Regions from separate parts of the Homo sapiens genome. Here region 2 is linked to region 1. A link is a contact called in ENCODE Hi-C or POLR2A ChIA-PET data. All regions are on one chromosome and are shown on one strand. Each heading gives the region's core, a stretch centred on a gene start or an enhancer-like site at or near the end of the contact. The rest is flanking DNA. Distances are from core to core; before and after follow the strand shown.

What was found. A loop is a pair of places that touch in the nucleus more often than their neighbours do. ChIA-PET counts read pairs that join two places held with the same protein, here RNA polymerase II (POLR2A). Pooled maps may share reads with other maps.
Region 2: a pooled map shows a loop between it and region 1 (7-fold over the local background). The contact joins the promoter of AP1S3 here to the promoter of DOCK10 in region 1. A Hi-C loop is called at or near these places in 2 of 37 single-sample maps with no recorded cell type and 5 of 50 pooled maps. POLR2A ChIA-PET finds 5 or more read pairs at or near these places in 1 of 52 experiments (T-cell).

Annotation. Positions count from the first base shown.
Region 1 is chr2:225,040,397-225,044,299 of GRCh38, forward strand. DOCK10 (dedicator of cytokinesis 10) reads right to left here and starts at 2,072. Exons shown (of 56, transcript NM_014689.3): 1 at 1,856-2,072. The coding sequence starts at 1,978. RefSeq lists an enhancer at 779-1,118 and silencers at 1,669-1,908, 2,099-2,468.
Region 2 is chr2:223,836,009-223,839,704 of GRCh38, forward strand. It overlaps AP1S3 (adaptor related protein complex 1 subunit sigma 3), which reads right to left and starts at 1,574. Exons shown (of 5, transcript NM_001039569.2): 1 at 1,440-1,574. The coding sequence starts at 1,442. RefSeq lists enhancers at 981-1,070, 1,941-2,120 and silencers at 1,181-1,610, 1,641-1,770.

The DNA of each region.
Region 1 (3,903 bases), core at 822-3,321:
ACCACCTTTGCCACTGAATCTCCCCTCCCCCACCTCTTTTTAAAGACAGCGAGCTTATTCATTTTGACAAGATACCCTAGGATTTCAAATCTGACATAATTTTGGAGAAAGCAGTGCGTGTGTGTGTGTGTGTGTGTGTGTGTGTGTGTGGTGTAGAAGGGTATCTGGGATACATAATCTTTATAGAAATTCTAGTGCCACAAAAATTCTAGGAGGATCTACATTTAAAAAAACACACAACAGTTTAAGCTGTTTATTCCAATTGAACGCTGTGTGTTTCCATCAGATCCTCAGTGAGATTCAGTCCAATGAGTCAATTGCAAAATAAAGTTTTTGTCAAGGGAATGGCAGAAAATGACAAAACCACAATTCTGAATGATCATTCAAAAGTAAAAAGTACTTTCTACTACTGTGTGGAGATTTTCTTATCTCTACTTTTACTCGAATTGAATCTTTTCTTCTAATGTTCTTTTGAACAGTTTGTCTTTGGTGTCCTGAAAATGTGCACGCTGATAGCAGTACCACATGCTGTCCCTGGCACAGAGTGAGCTAACAGTTGAACCACCTCTGGGTAACTGCGGACTGCAGCTAGTGTAAGTGCAAGAGAAGGCACCCTGGCCACCAATTCGTTTCACACTCCAATCACCCCCGCCCGCTCTACACCCCCTGGGCACCCGATGCCTCTTCCCTCTGCCAGGCAATTTGCTTCCGTTCTGTTCAACTTTCCGACCTCTGGCTTTAGAGAATAGTCCTGGCTGTGGGAACTGGCTCTGGGAAGCTTTTGGCGCCCTCCTCATTGGTGACTGGCAAGAGTAACACTTTCACACTCTTAAAAAGAGCCGTTTAGTTCCTAATGATATTTTCTGGCAAAAAAGAAAATGAAACACACAACCCGGATTCCGGTCCACCAAACGCAGGCCAAGAGCGCGGCTGCTGAGCCCCGGTCTTGCTGTGAGGCTGTTGTTCCCACTCGCTTCCCGTTTCCACTAGAGTTGATTTGTCTCTTGCCACCTCTCCCCGGCAGTGTGGACCTACTGCAACGCAGGAACATCTGGGTTGGTATGGATAGGATCCTAGCATCAGATGCTGGCTGCTGCCCCAGGGACTTCCCGCGGAAATCACCCAGCACTTAGAAGCCGTTTCAATAAGGAAGTAACCAGTAAAGCATTGCTGGTGGGAGAACCCCGCGAAACATCTTAGAAAAATATCAGAAACCGCTGGAGACCTAATGACCCACGTCTCCTCCAGCCTGTGTTCCTCAGCCCTTTCTGGAGGAGTATTAAGTGGTTTGTGGGTTTTTACCCTGCGGTGGGAGGGCTGTTCCAAGTACATCTATTTCTGCGATAGTTAACGTCGGGGGGCCCCAGCTCTAACCAGGGCGAGGACCACGGACTGCATCCCTCTCTCTCAGCGCACTGGTCTGTTTACTGGAGGGTGAGAGGGACGCGCAGACCTCCGGACTCAGGGGTTCTGTTCTGTAGATCCCCCCACCCCACCCGGGGTCTCTGGCACTCGTATCACTTAGCACCAGTGTGACTGGCGGTGCATTCCGGCCCCCTCGCGCCCCATTAAAGCCCCTGCACATCCTCTCCCACGCTGCGCTTCTGCTACCCACGCAGCTGCTCCTCTGAGCGTCCCGCGTGCACAAACGCGCCCCCGGTCCTTACGCGTCGGTGGCGCTGCCTCGCTGAGGTGGCGCCGGGGGAGCCCGCAGAGGCGGCGGGGGAGGGAGTGCGGAGGAGAGGACCCGTGAGCTGCGGGGACCTGGGCCCGCCGAGCTTTTGGGGAAGCTGGGCTCCGTTCCCCCCGGGCGCCTGGGGCGCGCGGGAAGGCGCGGAGGACGCGCCGCACTCACCCGCTGCTGCTGCCGGCTGCTGACTGCCACCGCGGCGGCGGACGCGGCGCTGTGCCGGAGCTCGGCCGCCTGCCCAGGTCTCAACAGGCTCCGGGTGAACCTGCGGGTCCGCTCACCGGCCATCGCCGGTCACGCCAATCGCGCCGCGGGCCCGGGGCGCGCCTCCCGCCGGTCTTCCCCGCGCCAACCTTCTCTATCCACCCGCCGTTCAGGAAGCGGAACTCGGAGCCTTCCCCCCCCTCTTCCTCGCTCAACTCGCAAGAGGCGGGTTTTTCTCTCTTGCACCCCCACTCTTCCCACCCCCTTCCCTCCTCTGAAGCTTCTCGAAGACTTTCCAAACTCTGCGCTCCCCCGGGCGCGCGCGGCCAACTCGGCTGGCGGCCGGGCCCTGCAGCGGCGCATCTGGAGCGGGCGTCGCGGGACGCGTGTGGGGCGGCTCCTGCCCGCGCCGCCCACACGGGCTCAGCTGGCCGGCCGGGGCTGTCCACGCCGCCCGGGGGAACTGCAGGCTGCGGGGGAGGGCGGGGGGCGGCCGCCGAGGGGCTCCGGGCGGGGCCTGTCCAAGGCCGTCGCCTGTCCAAGGCCGTCAGCCTCATTTGGAGGTTGCTGGGAGAGTTGGAGCCCTGGATGCATTTGCCGTTTAGACTTCTATTTTCTGGGTCCGGCTAGTGGGTGGGGGCCAAGCTCGGTTCGCCCTTCCACCCTCGGGAAGGGGTCAGAGGCTTATTAAAGATCTGGTGGCTGGGATCCCAGCAGCATCGCCCAAGCCAGCGTTTGGAAGGCTCCCTTGCCAGAAGTCCATGTTCAGGGCCTTGGAATAAGCTTCCCCATTCATTCACTCCTTCAATGAGTATTTATTAAGCGCCTACTATATGCCAGCTCACACTGTTCTGGAAACTGAGGATACGGAGAGGAACTTAGCAACTACACTTTAAGGCTGTGTAGAGCTGATAGGTTTTTTCGGGGTAGGGGTGGGAGACAGCAAGTAACCAAGCGAACAAATAAACAAATACAGAGAAATCAAGGAGACAGTTTAAGCTACTAACACGAACTCAAAACCAATAAATCAGCGTTCTGGGGGTAAGAGACTTTGGGTGGCATTAGGATGAGTAGGCAAGAACCAACTGGCAGGGTTACTATGTAGGGTGGTCAGGTCGGGGGTGGATTTCACAGTTATGCTGTCTCTGCTCTTCTCTTGCCCATACCCATCTAGCCTGCACTTTGCCTCTAGATAGGTATCTGATGAAAGCCTTCTAAGAAGTCTCTTCCTGGGTCATACCCAGGGTGGTTCTGCAATTCAGTGTTGGACTGGATGGGGGGCAGAGAAGTTCTGGCCCCTGGATACTGGTCTGGAGAGATCTGGGACAGCCTTTCCAAGTGGTCTGGTTTTTTCTTAACAGCTTTTTATGGATCCATGACCCTGCCACTTTCTAAAGCCAATGATAGATAGTTATAACACAAGGTCACATTTGGGTATAAAGAATTCTTAAGCAATTGATAAATGCACTTTAGTCAGCTCTTTGTTAGCCAGGATTCAATTAGCCAGAGATGCTGTTTGGGGATCATTTCAGCACATTCTAGAAATCATAACAGGCGTAAGAGGGTAAGAGGCTCTGGCAGATTTGGGAAGTGCCATTTGAAACATCATCTAGTTCCAAGACAGCCTGCATAACAAATAACTGTACCTGTATTGTATGCTTTCATATTGGTACTCAGTGTGGGAGCAACACCACCTTTCAGGGTAAGCAAAGTAGGTGGTTGCCTCTGTGTTGGTACATGAAGATCTCTGTAGGAACAGCTCCCTCCAACCGTACCCTTTCCCAGGTGTACCCAGACTTGATGTCTCTGAATGCATATTCCCCTGAGAGAACCGATTAAGCACATTTGAATTAACTTGAGCTTCCCAAGAAGAGGTACCTAATCTTTGTCTCTGGTTTCAAAACACTGCCTGGCACACGTAGGCACTCAATAAATATCAGCTTATGGATGACTTTACAAAGGGCTCAGATGGGCTAGTGCAGTCAGAGAGCTGGGTGTGCCTGACACAG
Region 2 (3,696 bases), core at 324-2,823, 1.2 Mb before region 1:
TTACAAGGAACCCTCAACAGACAAAAATGATGCCGCTAGTGTGTGCAGCCAAACCTTTAACAGAAACCAGCAACTGCGGTCTTGCTGGCCAGGTGCTCAGCACTCCCCGGCTCTCTTTGTTGATCAACTTTCTTAGCCCACGTGGCCCACCCACTCCTGCCTCCGGTGGGCCCACAGGGTGCAGGTCACTTCCCTTCTGCGGATTTGGGAAGTGGTAACACACTTGGGGAAGTGGGACTAGTGACGTTCAGACCACCACACTCTTAAAAGGCTGCCCCTAAACAGCAGGCAAGAGCAAGAGGAGCCTGAGCTATCGCTTCCACCCAAGTGCAGGTCACCAGATCTCTCATCAGCAGGGCTGCGGCCGGCCTCAGCTTCCAACCTGACCCCCTATCCCCTGCCCTTACACACCCCAGTCCATTCTCCAACCACAGCCAAACTGCACACCATGCCGGGTGCAGTGGCTCACCCCTGTAATCCCTACACTTTGGGAGGCCGAGGCAGGCGGATCACCTGAGGTCAGGAGTTCGAGACCAGCCTGGCCAACATGGTGAAACCCCGTCTCTACTAAAAATACAAAAATTAGCTGGGTGTGGTGGCACACGCCTGTAATCCCCGTTACTCGGGAGGCTGAGGCAGGAGAATCGCTTGAACCCGGGAGGCAGAGCCGAGACCACACCACTGCACTTCAGCCTGGGCGACAGAGCGAGATCAGTCTCAAAAAAACAAAAGTGCACAACGGGTAAGGTCAGTTTTCTTGCTAAAACGTCCCCGAGGTTTCCCCTACTCAGTTGGAACCAAAACCAAACTCCTTATTTTGGCCTATAAAAACCCGCCTCACCTGGCAGAAGCCCACCTCTCCTGCCACAAACAAGGCCTTCTCCCCTCCGCTTTGCTCTCTCTAATCCACCTGTAGCGCCCCTCCAGGACCTCCAGCAGCTAGAATGTCATGTCCTTGAAGAGGCTTTGCCAAATCAAAAGTTGCCACTCCACCCGGTTGTATTTGAGACTTTACAGCGCTTCTTACTTTAGAAGTTCTCTTCATTTTACTTGTATATTGGACGTGTCCCTCCCTCCGCATCCCCCTCCTGGAAGGTAAGCTTCCTGGAGAACAGGGGCTCCTCCTGGTCCCCCGCGACATCCCCAGCGCCCAGCACCGAGCCCGGCACAGACTAAGCACTCGGCTAAGGCGGATCGAATGAATGAATGGAGCCGCGGCGCCGCGGCGCCGCGTTGCCGCAGGAATCCCGGGCAAGCGATCCTGGCGCGTCCGCACCGTCTGGGGCAGCGGGGCCACAGGGACGCACGGTTCGGGTGGCCAGGCGGGACTCGGCCCGCACCCCCACCCGGCCGCGCGCCCGGCCCGGACGCCCCAGGTGCCTCCCCGGAGCGCGAGCGCCCCCACCGCCTACCCGGGCCGGCGGTTCCCCCGCACTCACCATCGTGGCTGGGCCGCCGCCTCCCCCGCCTTGCGAGCAAGGAGCGCTGGAGAAGCGAGGGCGAGAGGCGAGCGCTGGAGCCGGTGCGGCTGACAGGTGAGGCGCCCGGCTTAGACCATGGCTGCTTCCCACAATGCCCTGGCACTGAAAGTGTGCAGACTCCTCCCAGCGCGGCTGCCTCCTCCCTGCACGCTCCTCCCCGCTGCCTCCTCCCCGCGCCCTCCTCCCCGCTCCCCCCGCTCCTCGCCCTCCTGCTCTCCTTCTTTCTTCCTTTCCCCTTTCTCCTCCCTTCTCCTCCTCCTCCTCCTCTTCCCTCCTTTCTGCCTCTCCTCTGTACCCCCTCCCCGCCCCCGCCTCGGCTGCAGCTGTTCCCGCCCCGAGCCGGCCGCACCTGGAGCGAATGCACCTGCGCGCGCGGGCGTCTGTACCCCGACAGCCCGCAGCTCGGCGCGGGTGGTCAGGCGAGAGCGCGTGGCCCGCTAGGAACTCCCTGCGCGGGGAACTCCCTGCGCGGAGAACACCGGGGACTTTTCGCGATTCTGCCGCGCGAGTGTGTCCTGTATTCCTTCCGCAAACGTTTATCAAACCTGGCAAAGATACTTCCGATACACTCGCAGAAAGTGCCGGGGGCTGCCTTATCCTAAGCCTCCTAGGGAGGGAGCAGTTGGAAGAGAAAGAACTAGAAGCGTTTTCTTATCCCCTTCTGCCCCCATTTCACTTTTTAAAAAGTAAGCTCTGCAGTCTAAGGGCAAAGATCATTTTAAGCAGGCCCCCATTTATTTATTTATTTATTTATTTATTTATTTATTTATTTATTTATTTAGAGACGGAGTGTCGCTCTGTCGCCCCGTCTGGAGTGCAGTGGGGCGATCTCGGCTCCCTGCAACCTCCGCCTCCTGCGTTCAGGGTGATCCACCCGCCTCGGCCTCCCAAAGTGCTGGGATTACAGGCATGAGCCACTGCGCCCGGCAGCACGACCCCCTTTTAAGAAGTCTCTCCTAAGAAGTTGTGGTGTAGAAAGTTCGTTCTCCAATCTCTCCTCCCCTTGACTTTTCTTAAATCTAGGGCGTTGAGAGTCTCTAAACCCCCAAGCTGTAAACAGAGTTTTTTCTTTTTTCTTTTAATTATATTTACCAGATAGACTAGATGTAAGCAGAGTTTTTAATGCATATTCATGTTTTTGAGAAAGGGAGTCCACTGGTTTTATCAAATAGCTAAAGAGATCCTAGACCCTGCAAAAGTTAAGAATCATTTCCTGGGCCAGGCGTGATGGTTCATGCCTGTAATCCCAACACTTTGGGAGGCCCAGGTGGGCGGATCGCTTGAGACCAGAAGTTCGAGACAAGCCTGGCCAACATGGTGAAACGCCGTCTCTACTAAAAATACAAAATTTAGCTGGGCGTGGTGGCACACGCCTGTAGTCCCAGCTACTAGGGAGGCTGAGGCAGGAGAGAATCGCTTGAACCCGGGAGACAAAGGTTGCAGTGAGCTGAGATCATCCAGCCTAGGTAACAGAGTGAGACTCAGTCTGAAAAAAAAAATGTCATTTCCTGGGTGGTCCCTGGAACCCCAAATCAGTGAAAGTCCTTCCCAGGATGTGTTGTGTACCTTCCTAGGGATGTAGGCCCACCCAGGTGACTGAAAATATGGGAAACTCCATCCACCCCTGCATTCACACTGCAAATATTCATCACTCTAGGCCAGGCCCTACAACAGGAGCCTGGGGGACCCAGCTGGGAACAAACAGGTGGTCTGTCTCCTGGAGCTTACGTCTCTTGTGGGACAACACATAATAAACAAGTAAATAAAATATAAGAAATTAAGATGAGTGCTAAGAAGGAGATATTTGAGTTCCTCGGATGGGCACAGGGAAGCTACATTGATTTAGCTGAGTGGTCAGGTAAGTGCCCCCTGGGGAGGTGACAGAAGACTTGGATGTGAGAAGCCAGCGCTCTGAAGAAGAAGAAAAAAAAGTCCTTCTGGAAACACTTCAAAAAAGGCCTCTATGTGAGTTAAGTGCCAGGAGGCCTAGAGGTGGGCAGGGGCCAGAGGCAATGAGTGTTCTCTACATTAGGGCATCACTGCAAGCCCCCAGGAGAGCCACAGCCTCCAGCCTCAAAGCTCTCAAACCTGGACTTGTGGCATTCTGCCGGGGGCATTGGAAGAGGACTATTTGACAACAGTTAAACCCCAGGCGATGGGATGATTTTGCTTCCTGAAAGAAAAGTGAATCTAGGACAGCTACTTTTTAACTCCT